3 separate regions of the Homo sapiens genome follow, and regions 1 and 3 are each linked to region 2. A link is a loop called in an ENCODE intact Hi-C map of the cell type or tissue named here. Cell type or tissue: dorsolateral prefrontal cortex. All regions are shown on one strand. Region 1 has its middle 29 kb from the start of MVB12B. Region 2 overlaps LOC105376275 (a long non-coding RNA gene). Region 3 holds the start of LOC101929116 (a long non-coding RNA gene).

Region 1 (8,000 bases), 69 kb before region 2:
AATCTGGCCTCTGTTTCTCGCTTTATTTTTATTTTCTAGAGAGGAGGCCTGTCTCTGTTGCCCAGGCTGGAGTGCAATGGTGTGATCATAGCTCACTGTGGCCTTGAATTCCTGGACTCAAGTGATCCTCCCACCTCAGCCTCCTCAGTACCTGGGACTATAGGTGCATGCCACCTCTCCTAGCTAATTTATATATATATATATATATAATATATATATATATATATATTTTTTTTTTGTAGAGACAGAGTGTTACTTTGTTGCCTAAGCTGGTCTCGAACTTCTGGCCTCAAGCAGTCAGCGCACTTCAGCCTCCCAAAGTGCTGGGATTACAAGCATGAGCCACCATACCCAGCCTCAGTTTCTCACTTTTATTGTTAACTACTCCCCTCCATGTAGGCTTCACTCTAGTTCCATTTAATTATTTACCAAACCAAACTCATACTTTATGTGTGTCTCCAGGAATTTTAATATGATTATCTGGCTTTCGAGAGATAGGAAAAAAGTCGTGATGACACCTATTTTGAGCCAGGCTCTGTGTTGAGTGATTGGGTCAGTCAGGATAAGCCAAGCTATGTTGCAGTAACAAAATCCCAGGATCTTACAGTGTCTATTTCTCACTCATGCTACTGTCCAGGTCAAGTTGGCTAGGGTTTGGCAATTCACTTTTTTTCTTCCAGAATCCAGGCCGCTGGAGCATTCTCTGTCTGGACCATTGCTGGTTGTGTTTGTTGTTTTAGTAGGAAAGAAAATGTGAAAATGTGGCCAAATACAAATTGACTCTAGCAGTTTCTGCTTAGAGTGACATGTCACTTCTACTCACATTTTGTTGGTCAAAGTGAGTTACGTGGCGAAGACTGACTTCAATGGGCTAGGGCATTAGTGGCCAAAAAAAATCTGGATTGGCCCTGTTCTTCTGGTCACCACATGTTCAATTCCCTCTACCTCCTACATGTAGAACATGTTCACCTCCAGGCAAGCAATCCAAAGTTCCATCCAGCCACTAGTTCAGGCTGAAGCCCAAAGTCCAGGATCTTGTGTGATCTTGTGATCAAGTTGAAACTCATTAGGGAGAGGAAATAACTGGCTCATTTTGGTTCAGAGATCTATGAACCAAAAAGACCGGCTACCTCCCACCCACAGACTCAATATGCTGTGGTGAAATGGAACAGGGCAATCTCAGTTAAACACTTCTATTCGAAGGGACCAGAATGGGAGACACATGGCAGTCAGAGCACTGGAGAAATTCTGAAATCAGGCTGGACCCACATTTCAAAGGGTTCCTTCACTGGGCACGGGGAATGTTCCTTGATCAGGTCCTGATTCTGTCTCCCGGGAGGAATGCCCTAGTCTTGCATTCTCCAGGGCTCTTGGATCCTGAGGGATCCTTCCTCTTCTAATGTTGAACTCTATGGGACAGCTTTTGTGAACCAAAATGGTTGAATATTGGCAATTTTCATAGTCTCCACCTATCCTTTCTCCATGTTGGAGAATATATTCAGTTTGCGGGTTAGGCATATTTCTCAGCCTGTTTTCTTTTCTTTTTTTTTGAGACGGAGTCTCACTCTGTTGCCCAGGCTAGAGTGCAGTGGCGCAATCTCAGCTCACTGCAACCTCTGCCTCCTGGGTTCAAGCGATTCTACTGCCTCAGCCTCCTGAGTAGCTGGGACTACAGGCACGCACCACCACGCCCAGCTAATTTTTTATTTTTAGTAGAGACAGGGTTTCACCATGTTGGCCAGGCTGGTCTCGAACCCCTGACCTCAGGTGATCCACCTGCCTCGGCCTCCCAAAGTTCTGGGATTACAGGCATGAGCCACCACGCCCGGCCTCTCAGCCTGTTTTCTATCCACAAAAGATTAGAGGCCCTGGAGTAGTGCCAAGTCTTAAGCAATCACAATATCTTTGAAACCAGGCTGGTTGGTCTTGGTGAGGATACCAGTGAATGGTAATATAGTCCACCACATTATTTCATTGAATCCATACAACTTTCTGAGATAATGCTTTTATCATCCCTATGTTACAAACAAGGAAATTGAAGCTCAGAGAGGTTAAGTATTCTGTCCAAGGTCACACAGCTTGTACGCTTGTGAGCGAGAAGTCGAATTTAATTGCACTACTATGCTGCCTCCTCCAACAGAAAAAAATAAGACTTCCATCATAAGGCTTGAGATGGGCTGGACTGGCTCTCTCTGACCCCTGCACTTACTTAATTTCTATTTTGTTGTGCCATGATATTTTCATCATGGAACTTACAGTTTCTGCTCTTCCTGCCAATTCTTCTCATGTCTCTTCAATCAATCACCCATGAGAGGAAATCTCATTGGCCTTAGGTCATAGGTCCCTGACCAGCCACCTATCACTGGCTCTTATCAGGTCAGACACTCTCCCCTGGTCAAATAGCTCAGGCTGAATTTCTGAGATACAAGGCATGGCTTCCGAGGCAGCAGAGAATGATTTTTACTCCTCATCAATACCTTCATATATGTTGTTCCCATTGCCTGGCATTACCAAGCTCCAGCTATATTTACTAGTGATATAGTTTAAAGAACTTTTATTACATGTGCTGTGCTAAGTACATTTGACCTTCACAATAACCATATGATGTAGGAACCATCATTAGTCCCATTTTAAAGATGGGAAGCGGAGGCTCACCGAGACTAAAGGACTCACTCACTGTCTCACATTTTAAGCTTCATGGTTGGGGCTTCTGAATGAAAGCGCTTTACTTATACTATGAGGGCTGATGGTGCCTCTTCCTGGAAGCCTGTCTGGATTCCCCCTTGTAGAGTGCCTTCTCTTTGAGGAATCCTTCTCCTGCTCTTAGGAACTGAGCACATTTTGCTGTGTTCTGTCTGAGGGTTGTGTGGAATTCATCGCTGCGTATTCACTCATTCAGGCGTGCCATCATTCATCACATATTCACTGAGTGCCAGGCCCTGCACAAGGCAGTAGGGATAATTCAGATAGAGTCCCTGTTTTCACGGAGTTTATTGTCCAGTGGGGAAGACAGATATTAAACAGATAATGACACCAATAATTATTTAATTACAATTGTTATAAATGTTATGAAGAAGTCCGGGGGGCTATGAGCATTTCTAAGAGGAGACCTGACTCTGAAGGGTGGTGACCGTGCCTTTGAGAAAGCACCATTTAGGCCGGGTTCTGGAAGGGTAGGTAGGAATTGGCCAAGAAAAGGCTAGGGGATTGGGAGAAAGAAAGAGCGCTTTCAAGGCAGTAGAAACAGCTGGAGCAAGGCCGTGAGGCTAAGAGAACTTGGTGAGCTGAGCCTGGCGCAGTGGGCCCGGAGAGCAGGGGCAGGCGGGGGCCAGCACGCGCTGGCACTGCTGTTTGGATGAATCTCTCTGCTCCCAGCCCTGCCAGAGTTTCCCGGTGGCGGTTGCAGGGGCTGCGGTAAGGGGTTGCAGCGGGCATTCTGTCTCTGCCGAGCCAGCAACTGCGAGCATTGCTATTCTCTGGCCAGACCCCGTGCTCCTGGGTCAGGAGGAGGGAGGCAGCTGAGGATGTGCGCAGCACACTTTTTATATATGTGGGGCCATAATATTTAAGTGTCTTGGCTGTAAGCCTGCGACTGGGTCCCCCGACAGCCAAGCCTTGCTCCGCACGCTCTAACAGCTGTCTGTAAAACCCGTTTATGGAGCCTCCATAAATTTCCCAGCTGCTGCAAACACAGGGCTGGGGACAAAGAGTCGAGGGAGGGAGGTGTGGAAGAGCAGCAGCTTCAGCGTCTCCGCTGGCTGGTCCTCTGGGCCCCAGCTTGCCCCCCACCCACCTGGGGCTGCCTTACCCTAAATTCTTTTATTGAAGCTGATCTTAACGTCGACCCCGTGGGGCCTGGCTGGGCGATCCAGCTCACCACAGATGCAGGCACTTTCAAGATTGCAGCAAAAGGTACAGTAAATCAGAATTAAGTGTCATGATAGTGATTTGAACTGACACTGTTTTCACCTTGTCCATTTACTGGGAAATATATAACAGGAATAGATTGAGCCTGTCATATTGTACCTGAAAAATACAGCTGTTAGGGTAGGAAAGGCAGCTGGCACCAAGGCAAGGTCCCAGAGGACAATGGGGTGTGTGGCTGAGCAGAGGGCGGGTGGGGGCTCCTCGTCAGCATCCCGTTGGGATGAAACCGTCCTGGGAGCAGAGAACCAGACTCTGCTTTTCCGAAGGCCCCCAGGGTGGCGTGCCCCCAGCGTGGCATGACCCCACTGCTACAGGGACCCAGCAGCCAGCTCTGTTGCCCTGAGGGTCCAATCTGCCCAGGCTACAGAGCATTACAGAAAAACTTTTTATTGAAGTATAGCATAGATACCGAAAAGTGCACAAATAATAAATATATTGCTTGATGAATCTTACCAACCGAATACACCTGTGTTTCCAACATCCAACTCCAGAAACCACATCACTCGCCCCCAGAAGTCCCCCTCCCTCTGTGTCCTGCTCCAGTCTCAATCCTCCCTCCTCGCACAAGGGGGACCACTATTCTGGTGTCTCAAGCTATGGATTGATACTATATCTGGCATTTTAATGAGGTCATTTTGAAATTCCCACCTGTTTTATAAAGTGGATTTTGAAATTCCCACCTGTTTTTTTTTGCCCCCCCCCACCCAAAGAAAACAGGAACCTCTCAGCTTTGAAATAATCATTATTATTATTTTTTGAGACAGGGTCTTACTCTGTCGCCCAGGCTGGAGTGCAGTGGCACGATCTTGGCTCACTGCAATCTCCAACTCCCAGGTTCAAGTGATTCTCCCGCCTCAGCCTCCCGAGTAGCTGGGATTACAGGCCCCACCACCTGGTCCGGCTAATTTTTGTATTTTTAATAGAGACAGGGTTTCACCATGTTGACCAGGTTGGTCTCGAACTTCTGACCTCAAGTGCCTGCCTCAGCCTCCCAAAGTGCTGGGATTATAGGCACGAGCCACCGCGCCCGGTCAGCTTTGAAATAATTTATAAGGAATATGAACAACAGATACCTTCCTCTCTCTTCCCAGAGCCTTGCTGAATCCCAACCCCATTCCAGAGGCAGTGTGGGCGGGAAGGATGGGGAAGGATCTGGGGTAGGGTGTGGGATGGCAGGGTTGGAGCGGGAGTCAGAAATGGGGTAACCAGATGTGGGAGGAGAGAGGCTTAGAACTGGAGTGGACTGAGGAAGGGGTGAAAAGACAGGGAGGGGCTGAAGCCCAGAGATGGAAGAAATTTCAGGATGGAGTGAGGCTCAGGAATGGGGTCAGGGACAGGGTAAGGGTCAAGGATGAATTGAGGGTCAGGTTCAAGGCAGCTTCAGAAACAGGGTGGAGCCTTGCGCAGGTGGGGCTCAGGGAGGGAGCAGGTCAGAGGGCATGATGTGTCCATCCTTTACAATACAGGAAACTGCACACGATGAGGTCCTAGAGCCAAACTACAGGTAAAATGCAGGGGAGAGACGAGCTTTTCTGCAGCCAGGGCTTAGGCTCTTCCCACCCCATACTTCCAGCTCCTGGCAGCCCCAGGCGTGGGTGGGTGGCTCTGCCTACCCTGCCTTTCCCAGTGGGAGCCCCAGGCCCACCCTTACTGACTGGAGAGTGGCCGCTTGGCCACAGCACCATCGGCAGGTGACCTTCAATGTTACTCTTAGCACCCTCCGCTCTGGCTGTGGGTCTGCTTAGATCTGGCTCTTACCCTTGTCCCTCTTCCTGCAGGGCCTGGAGCTTGAGCTGGAACCCACGCTGCTTGTCTGGGGCTTGAGCCGCCTTCATCACGCATGCCAGCTCACCCCTGAGTCACACCTGCTCCCTGAGCCTCTGGCTCGGGGCCTCCCACAGATGGATCACCTGCTGTGTACCTGACTCCAAGTATATCCTGTGGTCGGGGCGGGGGGCACCCTCAGCGGGGAGATCCCTTTCGGGTGTGGACATCCATCTTCTCCGTCTCCATCTGGAGGCCAGCCCAAGCTGCCCCACAGCCAGGGTCCACACAGCTCTGGCCGCCCCCTTCGAGCAGGAGACCCCTGGTTTCCTTCTGGTTGATTCTGTCCCATCCACATTCCAACTCCACTTCTGCCATCAGCCCATGGGCACCTGCTGGGCAGGATGGCTGCTCTCTTTTTCCTGGCTTTGGCCTTCAGTGCTTTGACTTTCAGCCCTGGATTCTTTCCACCTTTGGCCACCTCAAGGAGGACTTGTTCTCAGGACCCACACTAGGGGTTGGACTGGCTTCTCCCTAGGAAGCACTGTGCTAAGGGCAAGATAAGGTGCTTCCCTCTCCTTGGCGAGACTCTCCTTGAGCACCCAGGCCTCACCCACATTCTCACTGAAGCACCACAGTCCCCTTGTGGGAGGTCAGCTCCCCACAGGACTGCAAGCTCCAGGAGGACAGGGACCATGTTTGCCTTGTGTAGTCCCAGCACTTGGCTCAATGCTAGGCACAAAGATGGCATTTTACAAATAGCAGTTGAATGTCTGCATGATGAATAGCTAAAAGCACAGCTTGGAAGCTAGGGAAATCTAAGGTTGAATCTTGACACCTCCACTCAGAGTATCATTTAACTGCTCTAGGCCTCACTTTTCTCTCCTGTAAAAGGGGATCATACCTCCTTTCACACGAGGCTCTGTGAGGATCAGGGGCAACAATGCATATTGATGTTTGGCACCATGCCTAGCACATGGCGAGCACTCAACACATGATACTGGGTATCGTTTCTATTTTCTCTTACCACTAGACCAACCACTGGTGTTTCTGTTCCTAGAACCACTTGGTTCCACACCCTCCATTTCCACTCCACAGAACTTTGGAGGTTCTAGGTTGCCTTCAGCAGGCATCTGATGCTAGCCTGGCCACATGCTCACGCCCTCCTTGGGCTCACCACAAAATGTTGGCAGACCCCGCCCCTTCCCTCTGATCCTCAAGAGTCCCAGCTATGGGAGGCAGGGCTGGAGAAGGCCTATCCCTCCTTTACGGAACCCTTTCTTCCCATCTGCTAGGCACTGACCTTGCCTCCCTGTCTCTGGCAGGCAGTCCAGGGTCAGCTCCAGGGGAGTAGCGTGACAGGGGAGCTGGGGTCCGATGGCTGGCCATGGGGAGCCATGGTTCTGCTGATAAAGGGTCTTTATCGAGCTCCCTCTGCAGATGTGGGCTGCATCATTCACGGGACTCGGGATGGGAGCCCATTCATCTGGGGCACGGAAGGTGAAGGGGCTGGGATTTCTCATTCGAGGGCGACACGGAGTTCACATCAGGAAATATTAGTCTGATGAGTTCCCTGCAAGTGGAGGGACTGTCAGGCATTAATCACAGCTGAGGGGGAGGCAGCGCTGGGCCCTCAGACAATCCCCCAGGGTCTCATCCTTTCTGGGAACTTCAGAACCTTGCTGGGCCTGAAGACAAGGATTGAAATTACCCTTGGAGGAGCTCAGGCTGCTCTCTGTCACTCTGAAACCTTTCTGCCCCCGGGGCTGGAGCCCTTTGTGAGAATGTGGACCGGTGGCTTCACCCCGAGTCTCAGTTTCCTTGTCTATAAAATGGGCTGGGAAGTACCTCCCTCAGTGGGTGATTGTGAGGCATACAGCAGGCGCTCCATAAATGCTGGTTCCAGCTCCTGCCCCTTCCCTTTCCTCCTCCTCTACTGGACAGTACACCCCTGGATGGCAGGATCGGGTTTATTTCTTATCTCCGTGAGGCCTATATGATGGTAGATACAAGAACACATGCATGTGTGAATGAATGAATGAATGGAACCCAGCTTCTTGGTTTAACACCGGTTGCAAGTAGCATTCTTTTGGCAAAACATGGGTTGCTGGTGCACAGTCCCTGACACAATGTAAGATGTCTCCTCCCCTTTTCCTGTCCCAGTCCACCTTGGCACTTCTGTATTGGAATAATGGCCACGTGCTGCAGGAGACGGCCAGGGACATCGTGTCAAATCAGATCACATCACTCCTTTACCCATCTGTGGCTCCCAGTGTTCTCAGGCTAAAGCCCCAAATTGTTGTCTTGGG
Region 2 (8,000 bases):
ACTGTGGCCCCGGCCTCCTCTTGCCTCCAGATTATCCTTCTTCCTTTTTCTATCCTGCAGCCAGAACGATTTTCCTTGAACACAGACCTAATGATTTCATTCTCTGCTTCCAAAAGCTCACTGGCTCTCTATTGTGCACCGACTTTAAACCTCAACCTTGGATTTGGCATTCAAGGCCTTTCATGATCCAGCACCAACCCACCCAATGCCACCACTTACAAGCTGCATGATCTTAGCCTGTCCCTTAAATTCTCTCTCCACCTGCATTTCCTCACCTGTAACATGGGGATAATTACAGTACCTATCATGATGGAGTGCATTTTCCAAAGATGTCAGCTACAATATATATCCCATCCCACAAGGTCTTCTTACAAGAGCATTGCCACTCTTCCCAGGGGATAGTGGAGACAGTGGTCCCTTGCCCTGAACTTGGGAGGACTTTTGTCACTGCCTTGATAGATGTAGCACCAGTGACACTACAAGACTCCCAAGGTTCGGTCTTAAGAATGCCACGTACTTCATCGGGTTCTCTTGGGATGCCCACTGTTGGATTCCAGTGGCCATGCTGTGAGGAGGCCGAGCAGCCACATGGAGAGGCCACAATAAGTGTCTGGCTCACAGCACCAGCTTGTCATGTGAGTCACATGCATGAGCCATCCTGAATGTCGTCTGCCCAGCAATGCAGAGTGTAGATAAGCTGACCTTGCCAAGCTCCAGAGCAAAGCAAATTATTATTGATATCTTGAGCTACAAAGTGTTGGGGCAGCTTGTTACGCAGCAAGAGATAACTGAAACAACCACCCCCACGGGGTTGTTGTGGGGTAAGGAAGTATATTAGTTTGCTAGGGCTGTCATCACGAAGAGCAACAGATTGGGGGTCTTAAACAACAGAAATGTATTTTCTCACTCTTCTGAAGGCTAGAAGGCTGAGGTCAAGGTGCCAGCAGGGGTTGGTTCCTTCTGAGGTCTCTCTTCCTGGCTTGTGGATGGCCGTCTTCTCCTCCTTGTGCTTTTGCCTGTTCTTCTGTCTGTTGATGTGTGTGTCCTAATCTCCTCTTCTTATAAAGTCTCCACTTATACTGGATTAGGGTCCACCCTAGTGATTTCATTTCAACCTTATCACCTCTTTAAAGACCTTATCTCCAGATGCGATCACACTCTAAGACACTGGGGGTTAGGACATCAACATATGCATCTTGCGGGGATACAAGGCAGTCTGTTACGATAAGGAAATGCGTATGAAATGCTTAGAGCAGTACCCAGCACAGAGTAAGCACTCAATAAATGTCAGCTAGGGTTGTTATTCTAACTACCACCACTGCCATCTGCCTGGCCTCGGTCACACTATTTCCCTCCAGACCCTAAGGGAATGCTCTGGATCCCCAGGCCTCCTTTTAGACTGTCTCCTCGGCTTGCAGGGTCTAAACCTGTTCCCCATCTACCCAGATCCCTCCTGTGTTAGGAAGCCCAGCTCCTTTACAACCAGGCTGCCAAGTCCCCTTGGTTCCCGTCCCCTGCTTCTGGGGCTCTGTTTAGCGAGTATTCTGGCCTGCTGTGTATGAGAAGCTTGGACTTTTTTTGACCTGAGACTTTGTTTTGTTTTTCAATATGGAAATGGGGGATTTTTTTCTAATTATAAAAATAATTCGTGTTCAGTTTATAAAACCCAGACAGTACAGAAGGTTGATGAAGAAAGTGGAAATCACCTAGATTTAATGACTTTTAGCATTTTGGTTGCTGTCTTTCTGGAATTTGTCCTATGTGTGTACGTATATATATGTTTTTCTTGATTCTGGGACAACACTGACTGGGGGATGCATCACTGATTTAATTACACGGCTCTTTTGGAGAAAAGAACTATGCATTAAACATATCCATTAATTGCAATGCACATCCTGATTTTAGAAATGTTCAAATGTTAAAAAATGTGCATCTTAGAATAAAGAAAATATATGCATGTATTATCTATGTTTTTCAAAATGGAAATCTCTATGAATACTGTTATATGACCTATTTTTTTAAAAATCTGAATAACAAAGTGTAGCCATCTTTCCACATCAATAAAGGAACGCTCTTGCCACCAGTTTTAATAGATACATAATGTTCCACTGGACTGATATATCATAATGCATTTATTCCTCACTGAAGGGCATGAAATCTTTATTATTAGTCTGATGCAAACACCTTTATAGACCCTCGTCCTTGTTTTTCTTGGATAAATTCCTTAAATCAGCACTTCCGGCCAGGAGAGTGGAAGTTCTTTGCCCAGAGTTGACTGTCACCAGCTCACATGCTCCCCAAGGATAGGACCTGCCGCTGAACCACCTGTGGATGCACCCGCGCGGGCCCTGTCACTGAGCCGGGTACAAAATAAGGCTCTGGGAATGATTGACATGTATCGATTTTTTAGTAATAACAAGTCAGGAGACGGATCCTGCATGAATAGTCTGCCGGGAACTGAGATGTGTGATTAACTCAAGTTTCTGAACCTCGGATCAAAAAATTAAAAAGCACAGTTTTGGGAGTCAGGGTGGTCTCAAATCCCAGCACTGCTACTCAGTGTGTGATGTACTGTCCCGAGCCTCAGTTTCCCCATCTCTACAAGATCATGAACGTCCTTGGCAGGCCTGTGTGGCTGGGTGTCTGCCTCAGCTCCTTGCAGTATCTAGGAGGAGAGAAAACCTTGGCAAGGTCCTCCCAGGCACCAATTCCCTAAGAGTGCTTATGCCTGGGGAGACCTTGAGTGTAAATTGAGGAGCATGGGGGCACCTGAGGGCTCCAGGGCCTCTGAGAACAAAAGCGAGAACATCTGTGCCTCCACGAGCTCTGGGCGCCATCTGTGAGCTTGGCCCCGAGTGGCACAGACCACTGGAAGCCCACAGCGAGGGCAGGGGGACAGGTCCTCTGTGCTTTCTAATAATAAGATGATAAGATGAGGAATCACAGCTGCCATTTGCTGAGTACTCCTTATGTGCCAGGCACCTACCAAGTGCTTTATATTCATTTTCTTACTTCATCCTCATTGCAAGGTAGAAATTACAGCCCACTTTACAGAGGACAAAACCTGGACTCAGAGAGCAGCTGGACCAAGATCTTGGCTCTGTGCACTTCTCCCCACTGCCATCTCTCACCTGGATGTGGGTAACAGCTTGTACTCCCCACCCCATCACTCAGTCCTTCTCCACTCTGCAGCCAGAGTGGGCTTTTGAAATCACCAAGCTGAGTATGACATTCCCATGCTTACACTCTTCTTCAGCGAGCCTCTCCCTGGTGCTGTTGGGAGGAAAAAAGTCCCAAGTACTAAATAATCCCAAGCCCTAAACTTTGGATCCTGCCTGGAGCTCCTGGTTCTCCAATCCTTCTGGCTTTACTCACGCCCCTCACCTTTGGTGCTGGGTTCTAAGCACACTGGCTTTCTCTCAGTTTCCACAATATGCTAGTTCTCTCCTGCCTCAGGGCCTTTGCACAGCTCTTCCCACCCTGTGAGCAACTTCATCACTACTCACCCTTTCAAGTTCAGCTTAGAGTCAAGTTCCTCTCAAGGAAGCCTTCCCTGCCATTCCAACCCCAGGTTAAGCCCCACTGCCCTGTTCTGTAACCGTATGACACTTGCCATCATTAGGGTGAATCAAAGGATCTTGCGTGAATACTCTGCCAGTGGTTGACCATTTTAGACCTACACCAATGTCAGTTTTCTATGGTGTAACCTGATAAATATTTGTTGTGTTATCTCTTCAGTGTTGGGCCCCCTGACATTTAGGAGAGGCAACTGTCTGTTGCTCACCATAATTTCAACCTAGCATCATACACCGACACAGATTACAGCCTCGATACTGTGATGGGTGAACTAATGATTACATTGCAGGTCAGGATTAAACCCCAGTCTCTCTGGGAGAGTTTAAACAACTTCGCACCAAGTCTACACTAACATGGGGGCCGCCTGCCTACCACGTGTCACCAGCCATGGGTTGCAAAGACAGGCCATGGTGCCAGCCCTGCTGGATGGACAGCAATGGCACACAGTAGCAGGCTCCAGCTGTCACACAGTCTGACCCAGTTCTCCAGGACTGTGTTCGGTTTCACTGGGAAGTGGCCAAATGGCAGTCCGGCTCAACTAGATGGAGGGACCCAAGATTTGGGGCCAGACCTCCTCCCCACCGGCCGGGTGTTCCAGCCTCATGGCCTGTGCACTGTGCACCTGAGGCCACATGGTGGCAGTGTTGGAACCGACTGGGCTCTGGAGGAGTTGAACGAAGCCTCAGCCTCACTCCGCAAGATGCCCTTAGAGGCCGCGTCGCTGCATGTGCACACTGTGTGCACAAAAGGGTGTGCGCGCAGGATGGGCTGCAAGTGTGCATTGTGTCAGCGTGTGTAGGTGCCTGTGTGTTTGTGTGTGTGGGGGATATCTGGGGTGTATGTGTGCATAGGCCTAAACATGCACTTGTATTTCTGCGTGTGGGTGTGTGTGGGTGCCCTCACGCATCTGTGTTTATCAGTGACTCTATGCAGGTGTCCATGTGTGTGTGTATGTAACTGTCTGCTTTGTAAGAATGCCTTCGGTGCAAAAGTGTTTTCATGCCGCTGGTTTGTGCATGTGAGGTGTGTTTCTGTGTGTGTGTGTGTCCGTCCATTGAACCTCTGGTGCAGTGAAGGGAGAGTCAGTGGTTGAGCGCGTGTGTATATCTGGGTATCAGGATACACTGAGGGCTTGGCCTCCCTCCGCTGGCCTTGCCTCTCCCACCATCATGTGTATGGACAGCTGTTCTGATTCGCTCCCCAGCCCCCAGCCTCGGGCTCCAGCAGGTGTAGATCCCCTTAAGGTGTCCTGCTCCTCCTCCTGTCCTTCCTGCCATGCCTCCACCCCACCAAGCACCAGCTCCTGCAGGTTCAGATCTTTACCCAGATGTACCTGCAGGGCTCCAAGTGTGTGTTGCAGGGCCGGGGGGCAGGGCTGGAAAATCACCTCTTGACCCCCGTGCCGTGGTGGAACCAAAGCCCCACTCTAGCACCTGCCTCTGGTAGTCTTTCGTCTGCCCGCAGGATGAAGCTCTCCTCTCTGGGGAAGGTGCACCCTTATGGCTAGGGGCCCCGGTGGGTCCTAAAAGGGCAGACTTCACTGCTTGGCCAGGTCTCCTGTCCTCAGACTAGAGGACCCTAAAGATGGGGCTCTGTGTCTCCCTCTGCCCTCAGGGTGGAACCATGGCTCAGATTTTATCGCCCAGTCCTAGAGAGAATGTGGGGACCCTGTCCTTCTCCAGGCCCTGCCTCTTGCCCTGTGCTGGCATCTTGCAGCATGGGGTCCAGCACCCTCCCAGCCCGCCCCTCCCCCTGCCAGGCAAGAACCTGGAGTGCCATGTCTGGCCATGTCTGGCCACCCTTCACCCCGTGATTATTAATAATTGGGTATTAGGTGAGAGGCGACTATTGATTCCAGCGCGGGCAGCTCCAGGTCGGGGTAATTTATGGAAACACTGGCGTCCCTGGTGATAAATAATGAGGTGATCACAGAGATGGGTCACTAGTGAGTGGCCTCCATCGGCTGCCCTGTCCACTAACACACAGGCTCGTAAATGGAGGGAGAGATGGAGAGAGACCAGGCCGGCTTGTAAAGACAAAGGACGCGTTGATGATGAGAGGCGCCAGGGATACGGGGAAAGCAGAAGCACGAGTCAGCGGGGTCCACGCGGTGGGGGCTGGTGGGAAAGGGACAGGAAGACACAGAGAGGACAGAAGGACAGACAAGGACACAGAGCAAAAGACAGGGCAGGGGAGGGAGAAGAACAGGGAGGCAGACATAGAGTGACACACAGGGGCAGGGAGAGCTAGACAAAGCCAGAGAGGATGAGCAGCAGGGAGCGGCAGAGCTGGGCAGGGCAGGGACAGTGGTGGGCACACTCAGGGGCAGAGACAAAGGGAGACGGGCCTCGGGAGTGCCGAGTGCCTACTAAGTGCCGGCTCTGCTCTGTGTTCTCATAGCATTGGCTCATGTTATCGTCCTGACAGCCTCGAGGCAGTGATTCAGAGTATGGACTCCGGAGCCAGACTGCCTGGGTTCAAATCCCAGCTCTTCCCCTGGCCCTGGCTGCATTGCCTTAGGCAGGTCACTTCTCCTCCTGGTCTCCAGCTGCCCTCATCTGGAACATGGCGCCAACACGATACCTATGCCAATCATGGTTGTGAGGGTTAAACAGGTCCATGTCTGTGTACTTGGGGATCAGTGCCTGGTACTAGTGGGTGCTATACAAGTGTGTGCTATTGTTTTCCCTGGTTCTAGTCAATTTCCTGCAATTGCATTTGATTTGACTCTCTTCTGTTCCATAGGGTGTCTAGTTTACAACGCATGAGCCAGAGAAAATGAGATGAGGGACGACGGGTGGCTTTGGGGAGACACCCTGCAAGAGGAAAGGTTTGACTTGAGTGTGGAGGTGGAATTCGAGGAAACGGCATATTCCAGATGGTGGGAACAGCTTATGCAACAGCATCACAGAATTTCCAGGTTGCAAGGACCCTCGAAGGCCCAGTGTGTCCAGCAATGCCTGGATTCCCTCTGTAATTTCTCCCCGCAGGGTTCACCCAGTTGGCCATCTCCAGGGATGGGAAACTCACTCATCCTTGCAGAACTCTAACTCCGAGAAGGTCCTTCCTCAGAATCAGCCTTTATGTGCTACCCCCCAGCTCCCTCTACTCCCCCCTCCAATCAGCCCTGCAGAGGTGGGCAGTCAGCAACAGGGAGCTCTTCGCAGCCCCCTCCTGCCCCCAGCATCAGGTGCAGCCCCTCTCGGCTGCTCCCGATGCTTCTCCTTGGTCAGCCAGCCTGGCCCCTCCAGCTTCAGGCAGCTCCTCGGCTGGCTGCTCTCCTGGGCTGCTCTCACAGAGGCAAAACCAGCCACCTGGGCTGTTCACTTCACCCTAGACCCAGTGCTCAAACTCTGCTGCCCAGAGCCCCGGGGTTCTTGGAGAGTGCTGGGGGCTGCCCCAGGGCTGAGGGGGTGACTCCTCTCCCTTCCAACTCTGTGATCTGTTCCAGGTAGAAAAAAACCATGAACCCTGCTAGTCTGTAGGCTGTGGAGGCTGCTGCCCAGATGGGAGGCAGCCTAGAACAGCGGCACATCCTGGGTTGGTGCTCTGGCCCTGCTGCTCATCGACCAGGTGACCATGCACAGGTGCTGCAACCTGCGGGAGCCCCACTTTCGTCCTGTGTCACAGAGCCTGCAAGGAAAGTGCTTAGCAGCAGAGGAAAAGCCCCTTTAGTGGCCCCTCCCTCTCCCCCCACCATGGCCCCTTTTCCCACACACCCTGGGTAGCCTGAGACTCTCTCCTTTCCGTGTCTAGGACTCAAATATGAGAGCCCCTATGGGTCCTGGACACATTGCCTTGACACGACCGGGCTCCTCTCTCCTTGCCTGGGCTCTGGACCCAGCGGAGCTCTCTTGCTCACACTCTGTGGGACCTGCGAAGGTGCCACCTCTACCTTCGTGCACAAGGAAGTGAAATACAGCTGAACAGGATGGAGCCTGGGGCACTCCGTGGAGATCCCACCCCCACCCACCCGTGGACATTGGCTGTAGTCGTGGGGTTATTTGCTTGTGTCTTTGTCCATCCCACATTTCCCCATCTTGCCTGAGCATGTCCTGGGGATCTCACCATGCACTTCACAGGACCCTAGATCCCATCTTACAGCCTCACTTCTCTGACCTGTTGGGCTGGTCACCCTGTGGACAAGGACATGGACCAATCTGATGTGGTCTTTTCTTTTCTTGTTTTTTTGTTTTTTTGTTTTTTTGTTTTTTTTGAGACAGAGTCTTGCTCTGTTGCCCAGGCTAGAGTGCAGTGGCATGATCTTGGCTCACTGCAACATCCACCTCCCGGGTTCAAGTGATTTTCCTGTCTCAGTCTCCCCAATAGCTGGGATTACAGGCAACTGCCACCACGCCCGGCTAATTTTTGTATTTTTAGCAGAGACGGGGTTTTGCCATGTTGGCCAGGCCGGTCTCGAACTC
Region 3 (8,000 bases), 46 kb before region 2:
CTTTGCATGTTATCTTGATTTCCTCTGGGTTCACGTTTTCTGTTTATACACTTGATTTCTCTATTTTATCTTGGTTATCTGTTTATATTTAAGAGGCAGGCAATGAAAAGCTGACTGGGAGCCTTGCATACATGAGTAGTTGAGCCAAAGACCCCAAATGAGGTAGGGCTAGAATGAGGTAGTCTTTTTTGCTGGGGCTTTCTCCAATGAGGAACCCTCTGACCTCTTGCCTTGTGGCTAGACACTAGAGTTCTGGGTGTTCTGTGTGTAGGAGTAGGGTTAGGAGGTCTAGGAGTAGATAGCATTATCCACCAGCCTTCAGTCAACCCCCTTGTTTTAAGCCCCATGTGCCACTTCCACTTTCCCTTACACATGGCGTCTTTGAGGCCAAGTCTCTCCAAGGTTCTACGATATCAGACCCTTTTGTAATTTGCTTATTTGCATTTTTGTATAATATTTAAATGTGTGAATATACCACAATTTATCTATTTTGATAAATTTATTCATTCTATTATTTATGGGCATTTAGGTAGTTTTGAGTTTTTGACTATTATAGATAGTACAACTATGGACACTTTAGTACATGTCCATGATAAATATTTAGTGTGGTGTATACCAAGGAGTGGAATTGCTGGGCCACAGGTGTGCATATATTCAGCTTTAGCAGTTAATGAATTTGCCAAAGTACCCACCTACAGTGCATGGGAGTTCTTGTTCTGCATGTCCTCTTTAATATTTGATATTTTATCTTTTTAACTATCATGGTGGGTAGCAGTGGTATCTTGTAATTTTAGTTGGTTTGCATTTCTCTTATGACTAATGAAGTCAAGCACCTTATCATATGTGTATTGGCCTTTTGAATATCTTCTTTGGTGAGGTGCCTGTTAAAGTTTTTTCCCCCATTAAAAAAATGTGGTTTGTCTTTTTGTTATTGAGTTGTAGCAAATTTTATATATCTTATGAATCTAAGTTCTTCATTAAATGAGTTGTAAACATCTTCTCCCACTGTTTCCATTAGCTTTTCACTCTCTTGCTGGTATATTTTAGGAATAGAATTTTTAAATTTTAATATGTTCAATTTATAATTTTTTTCTTACATAGCCTTTTTGTGACTTGTTTAGGACATGTTTGCTTACTCCAAGGTCATAGAGCTGTTCTCCTATGTTTTCCTCTAAAAGCTTTATTGTTGGCTGGGCCAGGCACGGTGGCTCATGCCTGTAATCCCAGCACTTTGGGAGACTGAGGTACGTGGATAACTTGAGGTCAGGAGTTTGAAACCAGCCTCATCAACATGGTGAAACCCCATCTCTATTAAAAATATAAAAAATTAGCTGGATATGGTGGTACGCGCCTGCAATCCCAGTTACTCGGGAGTCTGAGGCAGGAGAATTGCTTGAATCCAGGAGGCAGAGGTTGTAGTGAGCTGAGATTGTGCTGCTGCATTCCAGCCTGGGCAAAAGAGCGAGACTCCATCTCAAAAAAAAAAAAAAGCTTTATTGTTTTACCATTCACATTTAGTTCTGCAAAATTCTGGAATAGATTTTTGTGTATGATGTGAGATAGGGGTCAAGACACACTTATTTTGTTATGGATCTCCAACGGACCCAGCACCATTTACTGAAAAGATCACTCCTTTCCCATTGGACGATGGTGCTGTCTTTGTCCTACATACAGGAATCATGTATGTGTAGGTCTGTTTCCAGACTTTCTCCTCTGTTTCATTGGTCAGTTTGTCCACCCTTGCACCAATACCACACTGCCTTCATTACCATAGCTTTATTAAAAGTCTTGGCATACAGTTTTGTTTTTCTTCTTCAAGTTTGCCTTGGATTTTTCTTAGACTCGTGTATTAGCTGTGCTCTCCGCCCTAACCCCAGGGCCTTTGCACATCCTCCCTCTGCTGAAACACCTTTCCTTTCTCTTATCACCTGTTAGCTCTTATTCATTCTTCAGATCACACCTCAGTTGTTATTTCCTCAGAGAAGCTTTCCCTGAACTCCCCGACCCAGTCAAACGCCCCACGAAGCCATCATAACACAACCCACCTCTCTCTGTAACATTAAATGCAATTCAACTTTTCATGTATTCTTGTGGTTATTTGATCAATGGGTTTTCCTTCTCTAATCTGTTGAGCTCCACAAGGAAGGGAATCACTGTTTTATTTACTGATATATTTTCAAGGCTTAGCACAACGAGACAGTCTAAGTTTTTGAATACACGAAGGCAAGAGTCCCTTATTCATGGACATCTGTGTATGTGTGTGTGTCTGCATGTGCCCTTGAGTGTATGTGTATGAGCAAAACTTTATCAGTGCATGTGTGTGTGTGCAATAACAGAACCCACTTCGGAGCCACAGATCAGGGGAGCTGGACCCCTCCTCTCCTTTTGGGTTCTCCTCCTCCCCTTCCCCTCCCCACCCTTCCCTGTCCAGCACTCCCAGCAGCCTCCTCTCCTTCCTGAGTGACTGGAGGAAGATGCTGGTCTCCAGCTGCCTCCGCTCGGCTGCCCTTGTGCAGTTGTCTGCCAGTTGTGCACGCCGATTACTATGAATGCCACCATCTGGTACGCCACGTGGACATCATAATCTTTTCTTAATTACATTAGCAGCGCAATCAGTTACTGCATTACAAGGCCGGCGATGAGCTTTTAAATCTTGGTGGAAATCATAAATAATTGCACTAAGTACCAGGCCCCAGATGTGTGCGCCAACTTCGGTTGCACTAGATAAATAGTAACCTTACAAGGGTGTGAGACAGCAGGCGGTCCGGCCGGCCACCGGGCCACACTACACCTGGGCCTCACTGCAGGAAGGCCCTGGCAGCCATGCACCTGAAGAGAGGCAGTGGAAGGAGGCGGAGGTGCCTTCTGAGTGCATGGGTGCCAGGGAGAGAGAGAGAGGGATCCTCAGAGCCAGAGCCAGGGAGGGCGTGGGAGGAACATGGAGACAGACAAAGGGGAAATGAGGTGGGTGGACAGAAAAGAAGAGAGAGAATGGGAGAAGAGAAGGCAGGTGGGGAGAAGGAGGAGAGGAGAAAACAGAGCCAGGGAGAGAGACACTGAAACAGAGATAGAGAGAGACACACAGAGAGTGACAGGAACAGAGAAAAAGAGAGTGCAATGAAAAGATCCAGGATGCCTGGGGAGGCTGGGAGAACAAAGAGAAGGCCTTGTTTCAGCTGACCTCTCGCTCTTGGCCAGCAGTTGGAAGGGATCCCAGGGACGGGCTCAGCTACTCAGGGCAGCAGCCAGGCATCGGTGCAGAGGGTGAGTGAAACTAGGCCCAGGCCCGAGGGGCTTCCCGCAGGGCGCTCTGGGCTCCGGGAAGGAAGCCCTCCTGGCTTCTCTATCTCTTTCTGAAAACCGCCTGAGTCTGAGAGGGAAAGAATGGGCCACAGAAGATTCAGGAGCAGCAGCGCTGGTGTGTGATAAGTTAGTCACTAGAACTGCTTTAGGTAGGCAGGAGGCCCGGGATTGGGGGAGCCTCTCTGAGGGGCGATTTTTAAGCTGACACATGTCTGGTAAGTCACTGTGAGCCAGGTGACAAGCAGGTGAAAGGAGGGGAGCATGTTCCAGGAGGGGAGGCAGCACACACAAAGGCACAGAGGCAGGACGACGCTGGCATGCTTGAGAACTGGAGAGGAAGCTGATGCTGCTCACACAAAGAAAACCATGGAGAAATGTCAGGAATGTGAGATAAGATGGCTGGTTGAAGATGTGTTTTTCCTATTCACTCCTGAAACCTCACCAAAATGGACTTTAGTGGAATTTTAAAATGTATAAACCCACAGAATAAAGAGAAGAGGAGAGGAGACAAAAGCAGACAGGAGATTTTAACAAGATTTGGAAGCCGGAGGGCAGATGGATGAGGGTAAGGGACTTGCAAAGCAGAGAAAGCCGACATCTCAGCCTGCAGGAAGGGGAGCCTGCCAGGAGCAAAGCAACCAGCCCCTGGGACCTGGGAACCTGGGAAAGGCTCAAACATGGGAGCCTGGCACTTCTTTATCTGAAACAGACTCTCACTCTGTCACCCAGGCTGGAGTGCAGTGGCATGATCATGGCTCACTGCAGCCTCAACCTTCTGGGCTCAGGCAAATCCTTCTGCCTCAGCCTCTTGAGTAGCTAGGACCACAGGTCAGAGAGAGGGAGCGACAGGAGCGGACAGGTTGAAGCCTCATTTAGCCAGGCGACCAACTATACCTCCCAGCACAGCAGAAGAAGTCGACTCTTTGAGAAGCTGACTGGAGGCGACTCAGGATTTGGGGCATTCGCAAAGGAAAGAGTGAGACCCAGACTAAAACTGGGAGGAAAACAAATTAAAGAATTAAAGGGTGGGATTCCCACCTTGTCTTCCCACGCTGTTTACGGGATGTGGGCAGTTGGGCTTCAAGCTGTTCCCATGTCTCCCTCCCTCTCCAGGTCAGGAGACTAGAGAATTCTTTTCTGGGGAAACCACTTGGCATGGGGACAAGGTCTACAGGGACCACGATTTGAGATTTGAAACCCTCTAATGAAATCTCCAGTCTCGGCCTGGTCACCCTTGGGCCCCACCCAGGTGCATAGAGCTTGCTTTTTTTTGTTTGTTTTTGTTTTTTGTTTTTTTGAAACGAAGTCTCTCTCTACTGCCGAGGCTGGAGTGCAGTGGTGTGATCTTGGCCTGGGTTCAAGTGATTCTTCTGCCTCAGCCTCCCCCGTAGCTGGGACTACAGGCAAGGGCCACCATGCCCAGGTAATTTTTATATTTTTAGTTTTTACTAGAGACAGGGTTTTGCCATGTTGGCCAGGCTGGTCTTGAACTCCTGACCTCAGGTGATCCACCCGCCTTGGCCTCCCAAAGTGTTGAGATTACAGGCGTGAGCCACTGCGCCCAGCCCCGGTCAGCTTCTTACACCACACTTTTAAACATGAATGACAGGCAGTCAAGAGTCACCAGATATTTGTGGAAAACTCTATAATGAAAGCCAGAGACCAAAGATTCAGGAAAATAGAAAAAGGCAACTAGGAGGAAAAAGAGACAATACATTTAAATAAACACCCATAAATAACATCCCCTGAAAGATACGAGAAGGCACTGCAGTCATAAAATAAGATTTAAATGTTACGTATATATTTCTTAAGGGAATGTTGAGATAACACAAAAGGGTTGGAAGATAAAGTTCAGATAACTCAGAAATTAGAATAAAAACAGATTTTTTTTCCTTTTTTTTTTTTTTTTTGAGACAGGGTCTTGCTCTGTTACCCAGGCTGGAGTGTAGTGGTGCAATCATGGCTCACTGTAGCCTGGACCTCCTGGGCTCCAGTGAGCCTCCCACTTCAGCCTCTCAAGTACCTGGGGTCACAGGCATGTGCCACCATGCCTGGCTAATTTTTCTGTATTTTTTATAGAGACAGGGTCTCACCATGTTGCCCAGCTAAGAAAATTTGTTGTTAAGTAGGGTATGAAGTATGAGAAAATTAAAGAATCAATCCAGGAGGTCCAACAGCCAACTATCAGAGACCAAGAAAGAGAGAAGAAATAAATCAATTCAGGAGTTCTAGCATGATGCTAATAAGTGTTCTAGAAAAAGAGAAGGGAAAGCAAAAAGGAGAACATTATCAAAAAAAATACAAGAAAATTTCCCAGAATTGAAGGACTTGAATTTCAGGATTGAAAGGTAACATTCCAGGCCAGACACAGTGGCTCCTGCCTATAATCCTAACACTGGGATGCTGGGGCGAGAGGATCGCTTGAGCCCGGGAGTTTAGGACCAGCCTGGGCAACATAGGGAGACCTCATCTCTACAAATAATTTAAAAAGTAGCTGGGCATGGTGGCATGTGCCAGTGGTCCCAGCTACTCGGGAGGCTGCGGCAGAAGGATTTGCCTAAGCCCGGGAGGCTGAGGCTGCATTGAGCCGTGATCATGCCACTGCACTCCAGCCTGGGTGACAGAGTGAGATTCTGTCTCAAAGGAAAAAAGAAAGGCAGGAAGGCAGGCAGGAAGGCAGGCAGGCAGGCAGGCAGGAAGGCAGGAAGGAAGGATGGAAGGAAGGAAACACTCTAGCCCAATGAAAAAAGACTCACACTTAGGCATATTGTTGTGAAATTTCAGAACACCAAGTATAAAGAGAAGATCCTGGAAATTTCCTGAAAGGAAAAAGTTACATACACAGAATTGGGAACCAGAACAGTGTACCTTCCCAATAACAACCCTGGAAGCTACATGACACAAAGACTTAAAAATTATAAGACAAAACTATTTCCAACCAAGAATACTGAAGCTCATGTAGCTATAATTTAACTGTCCCTAAGAGTAGAATAAACACATTTTCAGATACGCAAGATAAAAAGTAAAGTTAGTTCTTATGTGTTCCTTCTCAAGATGCTACTGGAAGACATACGCCTACAGCTAAATGAGGGAGAAAATCAAGAAAGAGAAAAGCATGGGATCCAGGAAATGAGATCCCACAGAAAGGCAAAGGCAAAAACTGGGGTGAAAACTAGCAAATGATAAAAACGAAGCAATTATTAACTCTGGAAAAAAACAAAAATCATACAAGAAAAGCATATATTAATAGTACACTACATGGCTCAGCTATGGTCAATATTTATATAGTTCTTATATAAATATTGAGTACTCAACAAAAATTGTGATGTAACTATGTTGGAAGGATGGGAAGAGGGGGATATGTGTGGTGTGGTGTAAGATAACTAAATACTCTTCTTTTTTACTAGAAAGCCAACAGATTTTTCTTTAAAAATGTGAAACTAGCAGTATAAACCAGTGTTTTGAAGTACAAAGGTAAATAGCAGAAGATATCAGTGAACGCATGTAAAGTGGCTGTCTTGTGGGAGAGGAAACTGAAGACATAGTGGAGACTATTGTTTTTGTTGTAAGTTCATGCTGCTATTTGACTCTAAACCATATACATGTACTTTGATAAACATTTTAAAATTCAATTAAAAAAAGAAATTAGGAGGTGGAGACTAGCAAGGTGAACAGGTGCCAGATGTGGCAGAACCTCATGGGCCATTTTAAACAGTTGCAACTTTCCCTAAGAGCAATGTGGTGCCATAGAGGGGTTCTCAGTAGGGGAGTTACAATGTCAGATTTATTTTTCTAAAACAAAATTTTGTTTCCAGTTGCAACGTTTGGGGCTGACTTTCCAGAATTACCCAAGATTGACCTGTGGGAGATATCTGGGCCCCCTGTGCCTTGCAAAGCTTCACATGGGTGATGATGTTGAAGACCAGGTGCGGATCAATGGGGGCTCCATGGCAAATGAGAAACAGAGGAAGAAGAACTAACCTTCCTACCCACCAGTGCTCACTGGCACTCAACATAGCCTTGCTCTTGTTTCTGGAGGAAGGGCCATTGGGATCAACTTAAGAACATGGCAGAACAGAGATGCTTGCTGAATTAGTTGGTTGGAAGCACAAAATTATTTTAGTAGTTGTTGCAAATTGCTTCACTTCTCTGGGTTTAAGTGTAGAACTCAATGGTAATGTGAATAGACTTGATCTCCATAGGATCATTGTGGGGACTCAATGAGATAGATTCTGTAGAGCTTTGGGCTTGATTGGTGCACAGTGTTCAATGAGTGTGCTGGGAGAAACTCTTCTCCTCACTTCTGGTGTTTCCTTCCAGGAGGAGAGAGGTCCCTCTGGGTAGCACCCCTGGCCTCTCTGTCTGCTCCCTGGGTTCTGCCTTTGGAAGTGGGAGGTGATGTGCTTGGTAGGGAAGCTTGAGGGCAGGAGCTGGGTCTGGGTAGCTCAGCTGCTTCCTCTTCCATTCTCAGGAGCCAGCTGTCTATGGGAAGCACCCATTCTGGTCAGCCCCCATAAGCCATAAATGTATAGGGGCAGGCTGGATCCTTCGGGGAAGGCGGCCCCAGTTAGGGTGGCTAAGTCTGCACATTCAGGATAGTGTTCCTAGCTGACACATTGGGCCTAGTGCCTAGTGAACAAGCAGTGGAACGTGGGGAGCAAATTAATACTCAAGGACTGAGGCTTTTGAGGGGACCA

What was found. Hi-C counts contacts between places; a loop is a spot of excess contacts. Peaks named below come from ENCODE experiments on the same cell type or tissue, not always from the same donor. Only the 100,000 strongest peaks of a DNase experiment are listed, where the experiment ranks them.
Region 1: it touches region 2 in a loop (5-fold over the local background); 3 of 110 quality-filtered maps call a loop at or near these places.
Region 3: a loop joins it to region 2, with 10 times the contacts of the local background. A loop is called at or near these places in 3 of 110 quality-filtered maps.

The regions. Positions count from the first base shown.
Region 1 is chr9:126,293,976-126,301,975 of GRCh38, reverse strand. No RefSeq gene overlaps it. Among named protein-coding and RNA genes, the nearest start is that of MVB12B, 29 kb to the left of the region's middle. In dorsolateral prefrontal cortex, a CTCF peak has its summit at 3,419; DNase peaks (open chromatin) are centred at 3,335, 4,115 and 5,835; H3K4me3 peaks cover 1,570 bases; H3K27ac peaks cover 5,936 bases.
Region 2 is chr9:126,225,261-126,233,260 of GRCh38, reverse strand. LOC105376275 (a long non-coding RNA gene) reads left to right here. Exons shown (of 3, transcript XR_930357.1): 2 at 6,322-6,496; 3 at 7,028-7,172. Among named protein-coding and RNA genes, the nearest start is that of MVB12B, 98 kb to the left of the region's middle. RefSeq lists a silencer at 4,101-4,180. In dorsolateral prefrontal cortex, CTCF peaks have their summits at 4,006 and 4,206 (motif pointing right); DNase peaks (open chromatin) are centred at 4,220 and 5,606.
Region 3 is chr9:126,271,111-126,279,110 of GRCh38, reverse strand. LOC101929116 (a long non-coding RNA gene) reads left to right here and starts at 3,196. Exons shown (of 3, transcript NR_121584.1): 1 at 3,196-3,264; 2 at 6,711-6,868; 3 at 7,119-8,000. In dorsolateral prefrontal cortex, no CTCF peak of the experiment used is centred here; DNase peaks (open chromatin) are centred at 2,802 and 3,210; H3K27ac peaks cover 2,869 bases.